Regions from separate parts of the Homo sapiens genome. Here region 2 is linked to region 1. A link is a contact called in ENCODE Hi-C or POLR2A ChIA-PET data. All regions are on one chromosome and are shown on one strand. The core of a region is the stretch at or near the end of the contact, and the rest is flanking DNA. Distances in the headings are between cores, read along the strand shown.

The links. A loop is a pair of places that touch in the nucleus more often than their neighbours do. ChIA-PET counts read pairs that join two places held with the same protein, here RNA polymerase II (POLR2A). Pooled maps may share reads with other maps.
Region 2: a map of mammary epithelial cell shows a loop between it and region 1 (2.1-fold over the local background). The contact joins two enhancer-like sites. A Hi-C loop is called at or near these places in 4 of 168 maps with a recorded cell type or tissue (adrenal gland, mammary epithelial cell, pancreas and 1 more) and 3 of 50 pooled maps. POLR2A ChIA-PET finds 5 or more read pairs at or near these places in 4 of 52 experiments (Caco-2, HEK293T, WTC11 and 1 more).

What each region holds. Positions count from the first base shown.
Region 1 is chr3:32,199,162-32,203,087 of GRCh38, forward strand. No RefSeq gene overlaps it. Among named protein-coding and RNA genes, the nearest start is that of CMTM8, 38 kb to the right of the region's middle. Within about 2 kb of position 1,475, at least 7 of the 41 ENCODE cell types and tissues checked have a DNase peak (open chromatin) inside an H3K27ac peak, as active enhancers do.
Region 2 is chr3:32,339,129-32,343,288 of GRCh38, forward strand. The region is part of intron 1 of CMTM8 (CKLF like MARVEL transmembrane domain containing 8); the gene reads left to right. Among named protein-coding and RNA genes, the nearest start is that of CMTM7, 51 kb to the right of the region's middle. Within about 2 kb of position 1,668, at least 2 of the 41 ENCODE cell types and tissues checked have a DNase peak (open chromatin) inside an H3K27ac peak, as active enhancers do.

The DNA of each region.
Region 1 (3,926 bases), core at 225-2,724:
CAAACCCTGTCCAAATTGCAGAGTCATGAGCATAATAATGTTGTGGGGCTGCAAACTTCAATATAGCACGATCTGCTCTCAAAGGATTACCTTTAAAGAACTGTGGGGTGGTGGATAAACAGGCAGCTGACTTGGCATGGGTGGCTCTTCCTAGCAGTGCTTTGCCTAGAGCTGTCCTGGGGAGAGACCTAGGTGTTAACTGGCTGCCTTATTTCGGGAAGCGGTATTGAGTAATGAGCAGGTATGTAGATTTGAGATCCAAAGGAAGCCAGGTTAAAATCTCAATGTCAATCACTTATTTTTTTACAGAGATTGTGCAATTTACTTCTCAGTTTCCCTGATTATTAAATAGAAATATCTTAAGCTGAATTTCTCGGAAAGAGACCCGGAGACTAGGATTCATGCAAAAGTGACATATCAGGAAATATTCCCAGGAGACAGGGAAGGGAAGAGGGCCAAGCTAAAGTGCTATGTCAAGCCAGATTCCATAGAGGAAAGTTTTGGTTTAGTTCCACAAGGGTTAAGGGCTACTGGGGGAAGGAGGTGTGTAAACTGCCAGGCATTTGCAACTAGGCAGCCCAAGAACCATTCTAGGACAAAGAAACCAGAGACTCAGGTGCTGGCTGGGAAGCCTGTGTGCAGAGAAATGGTAAAGGGATCCACAGGGATTAGGAATACGAACAGCACCAACCAGGGGATGACAGCACTGCTCACACCTCGTTATGTTGCTGTGCCTGGCTTCTGGTAACTGCTTAAGAAGCAGGAGGGAGTGAGGAAGAGGAATAGGAGGAGAAGAAGAGGAAGGGGAAGGAGAGAGGAAAACAAAGGGGGAAAGGGAAGAGGAGGAGTGGGAAGAAGCAGGAGGAGTTATCCTGGGGAGGGCTAATACCCCAGTGGGCAGTCACTCTGAAAGGGAAGAAACAGAACTGGCTACGCTCAGACTCACTTCTTTACACTTTGTGACCAACACACAATCCTAAGGTTAAACAACCTGGGATAAGTCAAGCATCCTCTCCTCTCCAGACCTAAGGAGAACATATCTTACACTATGGAGAAAGAATCTGGAAAGTGCCCGGGTCAGTATGGGTCACACAGAGGAGAAGAATTTGCTCACAGAGTTGCAGCACACTGGCAACCATTTTGGTAGAGCAGTGGATATCTGGTCTAACCAGTGGACAGCCTGATATTAGTGAAAAGAAGGATTGAAGGATGGGACAAAACTGTAACGCAGTTGGGATTTGCAAGAAAGTCTTTCCTACAGGGTGTGCTCCAGTAATTATTACTGTGTAACAAACCAGGCTAAACTTCGTAGCTTCAAACGACAACCATTGTATTACGCTCATGGATCCTACTTGTCCAGGAATTGGGAAGGACTTTGTATGGCTGGCTGGCCTCGGCTGCACAATGTCGGAGGCCTTGACTGGGAAGACCTGGAAGCTGGGAGTGACTCAATGGCTGGGAGCTGGAATCAACTGAACACTCACTCACTCACATGTATGGTGACTGATTCTGGCTGTTGGCTGGGACTGCAGCTGGGCCTTTTGGACATAAAACCTGCACGTGGCTGCTTAGGCTTCCTGAAAGCATGGTGGCTAGGTTCCAAGAACAATTGTCCCAAGAGAACCAAGCAGAAGCTGTTTTGTCTTTTATAATCTAACCTTGGAAGCCATGTAGTATCGCTTCCAACATAGTCGTATGCTCACGCAAATTTCAGAGGAAGAAAAACAGATCTGAATTCTCAATGGGAAGAGTTTCAATATCACATTGTAAGAAGAGAATGTGGGAAGATGTGGGAATTTTGAGAAAAAAAAATCTGCTATAGGCAACTTGTACATAACCCTGAAGGAAAAAGGGTTATCAGTCTGAGTAATTTGGAGAGAAGTTATTATACATTAGCATATGAAAGCTCTGGAGTGTCCAACAGTCAGTCTTATCACTTTGCTCAGCACAGCGTATCTCCATTTTTTTCTGCTTCATACTAGTACATAGAACACTCTAGAGGACACGTGCCTGGACTAAGTTCACCCCTTCAGGAAACCCTTAACCCAACTCGGAATTTGAGTATGTAAGATTAGGCAACTTCTGTTATTCTTTCCCCCCAAACAGTCCCTAATGAATTGGACAGAGCTGTATTCTTGGAAAAACACAATTTATTGCTTCTCAGCTCCGAATGCAACCTTCAGTATATGCTCTGGGATCAGCCTAGAATTCTTTTAAGCATTTCTTCTTGAAGTAGGGTGTGATGTTTATTAAACTTCTCTGTACAGGGCGCTGGAGGAAACTGCAGGAGGAAGAGACTCTCCTGTCATTTCCCGAGTGGAAATGGGTCCCGGGACATCCAGTAGAGCCTGCCCCAGCCCAGGACACAGTCCCTCTGGGACATTACAGCCTCAGCCTGGTGACAGCCTTTCCATGGCCCTCTTGTCATGGAAACCAAAGCTCCGGTGCAGCCTATGTGCCCTGAGGGGTTCCTGTCCCCATGCGGACTCCCACGCTCACCCAAGCCCAGCTCCCAGGCTGCACTCTGGAAGGTGGCCTTTTGCTTTCCAGCAGCTGTAGGCCAGCTTTGGCCCAGCAGAATTGGAAACCACTCTGCTGCCTGGTGGGCTGAACCACACCTTCTCCAGTGAGATGTGAACCTCTTCCAAATTTGTGCTTCCTTTAGTACTTTCCCTCAGCCTAGGGTACCATATAGCGTTTTCTTGTATCTTATTGTTACTCTTTTAGCATAGTTAAAGCTTCTTTATATAAAGCCTCCTCTACTTCACCTATGCTGTGGTTCTTTCTCCTGAAGGGACCCATACTGGGAAACGCATGATATTACAGTTCATTTATCCAAAGCAAAACATCAAGAAAGAGTAGTCAGGGTAATCATTTCTGCTTAAGAGCAAAAAAAAAAGTAATTGTAAATTTCAAATAATATGAGGCTTTCACATCAGCAATTTGTGTTAAGTGCTGAAGTGCCTCCCCCACACCCCCTGCTTTTGGTTTGTTTTTTGTTTTTTGTTTGACACAGGATCTCATTTGTTACCCAGGCTAGAGCGCAGTGGCACAATCATGGCTCACTGCAACCTTGACCTCCCACACCTCAGCCTCCTGAGTAGCTGGAACTACAGGTGTATGCCAACACGCCCAGCTAATTTTTTAATTTTTTGGAGAGATGAGGTCTCCCTATGTTGCCCAGGCTGCTCTCGAATTCCTGGGCTCAAGCAATCCTCCCACCTTGGCCTCCCAAAGTGCTGGGATTACAGGCATCAGCCACCGCGCCTGAACTTAAGTGCTTTTAATAGCAAATAGTTACTTTTAAAATGATCTGCTGTAGCCTGGAGTCATCCTTTAAGTCATTAGTCTGAAAATGGTTAAATCCAAATCACATAAGAAATAGAACAGATTAGTTGAGGATGTGTGTGTGTTTCATGTGGCCAAAATCAAAACAAAACAAAACCAACCTCCCTAAAAAACCTCAAATTGCTTGAACAAGAAATGGACTACATTGGCTTACATAACCACAATATCCAAAGGCAGTGCTGGCTTCAGAATCAATGTGATGCAAGACTCAAATGATGTCTCCATGGGTGACTTTTTTTTCTATGCTTTTAGATTTCTTCTCATACTATACCAGCTGCTCTCCCTCCAGCAGCATCAGGCTCTCGCCTGTGTGGCAGCAAAATACCCCAGAAAACACCTTCCTGTCTCACTAGTTCTGATTGGGATATATTCCCTTTGCTGAACCAGTCAAGTGGCCAAGATGGTGACTTAGGCCAGTCGGGGCTCAGCCTTAGAATCAATCCCGTCTAAATCACATGGCTGAGAATGAGGAAAGAGTGATTTCCCAAAGGAAATTCAAAGTAATGTCTTAAATTCAAAGTAATATCTTAATGGCAGAGTAGATGCTAAGCAGCTTTTTAAAATGACAAGTGTAGCTG
Region 2 (4,160 bases), core at 418-2,917, 140 kb after region 1:
TAAGTCCAGCTTACCTTCAAGAAGAGCATCAAAGAATTTGTGGGCATATCTTAAAGCCAGCCCAGTAGGTCAATTTCCATTCCATTGCCTGCTGGGAAAATCAGGGTCCTGTGGTGTTGTCACAGTGCCGGTCTTTAGTTGATCGTAGAACGTGAGACTAAAGTCCTAAGCAAGAATAAGGTAATTCACAAATTACTAGCAACATCTAGGCCTCAAGTTTTGTTCTGTTCTGGAATAGAGTACCCAAAGGAATCTTACACAGTTGGACTTCAGAAAAGGTCAGAGAGGACCGGAAGGAGATGCCCATCTTCATGCTGTGTTTGAAAACAGAAAGACGACCACATGGTTTGAAATCCTCCCAGGCAATCCAGACATGCTTCTGCTAAGGGCCAGCTCTCCATTCCCAATTAAAAACTATCTTTCTAGCCCAGAGGCCAAGTGCCTTGTTGGAGAAAGCAGCAAGGCCTGAAGCCCTTCGGTTGTGCTTGTTGATGCTCCACACAGTTCCCCTATAAAGTATTAAACATACTTCAGTAAGAACTCTGCAGGGGTAGGCCGGGCGCGGTGGCTCATGCCTGTAATCCCAGCACTTTGGGAGGCCGAGGCGGGCGGATCATGAGGTCAGGAGATCAAGACCATCCTGGCTAACACAGAGAAACCCCATCTCTACTAAAAATACAAAAAATTAGCCAGGTGATGTGGCTGGCGCCTGTAGTCCCAGCTACTCGGGAGGCTGAGGCAGGAGAATGGCGTGAACCCGGGAGGCAGAGCTTGCAGTCAGCCAAGATCGCACCACTGCACTCCAGCCTGGGCGACAGAGTGAGACTCCATCTCAAAAAATAAATAAATAAATAAAAAGAACTTTGCAGGGGTAGAAGGAGGAGGCTGTGAATTTGTGGATTAAATTTGCCCTTCCAAGTCTTTGTATTAATTCATCCTTATCTCAGCCAGCTGATTGCATTTCTTGTCAGATCTGTTTCCAGGCAACGTCTGGTACTAATGGGTGAGAGTCCAGTTTATTCTTCCATGCCCTGCCACCTCTGTGCAAGGCGTTGTAAGTGTAGGAACTCATCCAGACAGTAAACTCTGATCTCTCGCCATTCAACAGGGTCCGGTTGTATCACCTTAGTCTTCATAAGCAGTGTTTGGATACCCTCTAGTGGATAAGTGAAGATGGTCGCCATGCTTGCTAAACAGAAGGGCTCCGAACCTGGGATGAGAGTGGAGGTGACTGGCTTGAAGAGCCCCTGTGACTCTGGAAAGCAAATGTAGGGAGAGGTCAGCTTGAGGATAATGTAACTCCTTGATGCTCCAGGAAAGAGGTATACTCTTCCGTTGTATAATCTTCTCTGGCTTGATATATTTAATAACCTGATTTGGAAAACAGGTAACAAAAACATCAGTACACATATATGTGCATGTGTGTATATTTCCTAGTGCAGAGAGTGTGTGTGGTTGTAAACAGGAATTGGCAAACTTTTTCTATAAAGGGCCAGATAGTAAATATTTCAGGCTATGTAGCCAGGAGGCCACATATTCTGTTGTAGTGTGAAAACAGCCATAGATAATACATTCATGAATAAGCATGGCTGTGTTCATTGACTATACAAAACAGACAGTGAGCCGCATGTGGCCCTGGGCCAAAGTTTGCCAACCCCTGGTGAAAAAGAAAGAACTGAATTGTGTTTGTCTCTTGCACTAGATGGCGAATTCCTCCTGTGCAGGGACCCAAGCCTCATTCACCTTTGTACCCTGGGCACTCAGTATTGTGCCTACCATGTGGCAGGTGCCCATAGCCTATTTACTGACTCAATATGGCTCCTGTGTCAAACTCTGTAATATATCACCTTTCTTGCAAGATTTCTTGGAATTCATTGAATTAAGAGCAGCATGCTCTCTAACTTAGATGTTTAAGCCATCAGAGCAAATAGGATTAGTTGCCATCCTGTTTTCCATGTACTTGTCCTTCACCAAGATGCCATGTGAAAGACCAGCACTTCAAAAGGCCTTGTCGTGATCAGCCCTGTTCAGCCTGAAGATGGCACTACCTAGTGGCCCAACAGTGGTGGGCAGCTGCCGGGCATCTTGTTTTGCAGACGTGACAGTGGATTTGCATAGAGGCTTCTGTTGCCTTTACTAGAATCTCCATATGCCCAGAACCTTGCACGTGAGAAGGGACTGGCTGGTGGCATTCCAGGTAATGTCCTATCCCTAAGAACACGGCAGGAGCCAGCTTCTCTGTCTCAAACACCAGCCTATTCCTCTAAGGCAGGCTTATGGTCTGCCAAACTGCTCTTTTTTTTAAGGTATTAATCACAATAGCAACTATCCTTTGTAGAGTATATTGTCTTATGTGGATTTTAGAAAATATGTATTATCTCTATTTATTGATGAAGAAACTGAGGCACAGAAGAGTTAAATTACTTACGGCATGATGTTGATGTGTAGTACAGTTTAAAAACTTGAGGCCAGGTGTGGTGGCTCACACCTGTAATCCCAGCACTTTGGGAGGCCGAGGCAGGTGGATCACCTGAGGTCAGGAGTTCAAGACCAGCCTGGCCAACATGGCGAAACCCCCTCTCTAATAAAAATTTAAAAATCAGCCAGGTGTGGTGTCATGTGCTTTTGATCCCAGCTACTCTGGAGGCTGAAGCAGAAGAATCACTTGAACCCAGGGGTCGGAGGTTGCAGTGAGCCAAGGTTGCCGCTGCACTCTAGCCTGGGCGACAGAGCAAGACTCTGTCTCAAAAAAAATAAATAAACTTGGACTAAGTTTTTTAACTCACTGTGCCTTGGTTTTCCTATCTATAAAATCATCATGATAAAACCTATTTTAAGGCTGGGCATGGTGGCTCACGCCTGTAATCCCAGCACTTTGGGAGGCTGAGGTGGGCGGATCACCTGAGGTCAGGAGTTTGAGACCAGCCTGGCCAACATGGGGAAACCCCGTCTCTACTAAAAACATAAAAATTAGCTGGGCGTGGTGGCATGCGCTTGTAATCCCAGCTACTCAGGAGGCTGAGGCAGGAGAATCGCTTGAACCCAGGAGGCGGAGGTTGCAGTGAGCCAAGATCGCACCACTGCAGTCCAGCGTAGGCAACAGAATGAGACTCCATCTCAAAAAAACCCAAAAAACAAAAACCTATTTTAGGGGGCTAGCTGTGTGGGTCAAATGAGGTAAGGTACAAGAAGTGTTTCCTTATTCCATAGTAGATATTATACTGTTACCAGGGGCTTGGGTACATAGGTCCTCGATAAATATTGGTTGAATAGATGAAAGCAATTTGCCTAGTCACACAGGTGGTAAGAATTCAAAGCCCAGCTCTTCCTACCAGGCCAGATGGCCTTGATTATACCATTTAACCAAACAGGAACAGGGGCATGCTAACCATGGTATTGAGGTGGACCGTGTGGCATTCAGGTGTCCACACAGGGCAGGGAAGACAGAGCTTCAGGGTTACACATTCACAGTTCACTTAGCCTGACATCGTGTTGGCATTATTACTCATGAGAGAGCTCTCAAGCTCAGTCCATACATGCAGGGAGCTGGAAGTAGACTTCTTGGCTCCACACAAGTGTAAAAAGCTTCAGTTACAGAGAAAAGTAGGTTTTTTACCTGAGAAAGAGGAGAGCTGTTTCTCCTAAGAGCCATTGTAAACCCTGGCAATAATATTAGCATAGTAGTAATAATTGACACAGCACCTCGCAAGCACTCTTGTGCATACATTGATTAACTCATTTTGTCCTCCCACACCCTAGGAGGGAAGCCTCTGTATCCCCATTTTACAGTTGAGGAAACTGAAGCTCAGGTTAGTAACTTGCCCAAGGGCTAATGGAATTCAGGTAGACTGACTCCACAGTAAGGATTTTCCCCACTAAGCAAACTCTGCCTCTCAGTCTGCTATTACCATGTGCGGTAGTGTCACCTCAGCGAGAGAGGAAGGAGAAGGAAGGAACAGGGAATCAAACAATGAAGACTATGGGATAAATAAAAGTAGCACCAGATTGGAAGATGCCGCTGAACGCTAGTTCTGCTTTGACCCCTGACTAGCTCCATGACCCTAGGCTGGTTGCTTCTGAATGTGTCCTGGACTTCTCTTCATTTGTAAGCATCTCTTCATCTGTGAAATGAGTTAATCAATCCAACACTAACATTCTCT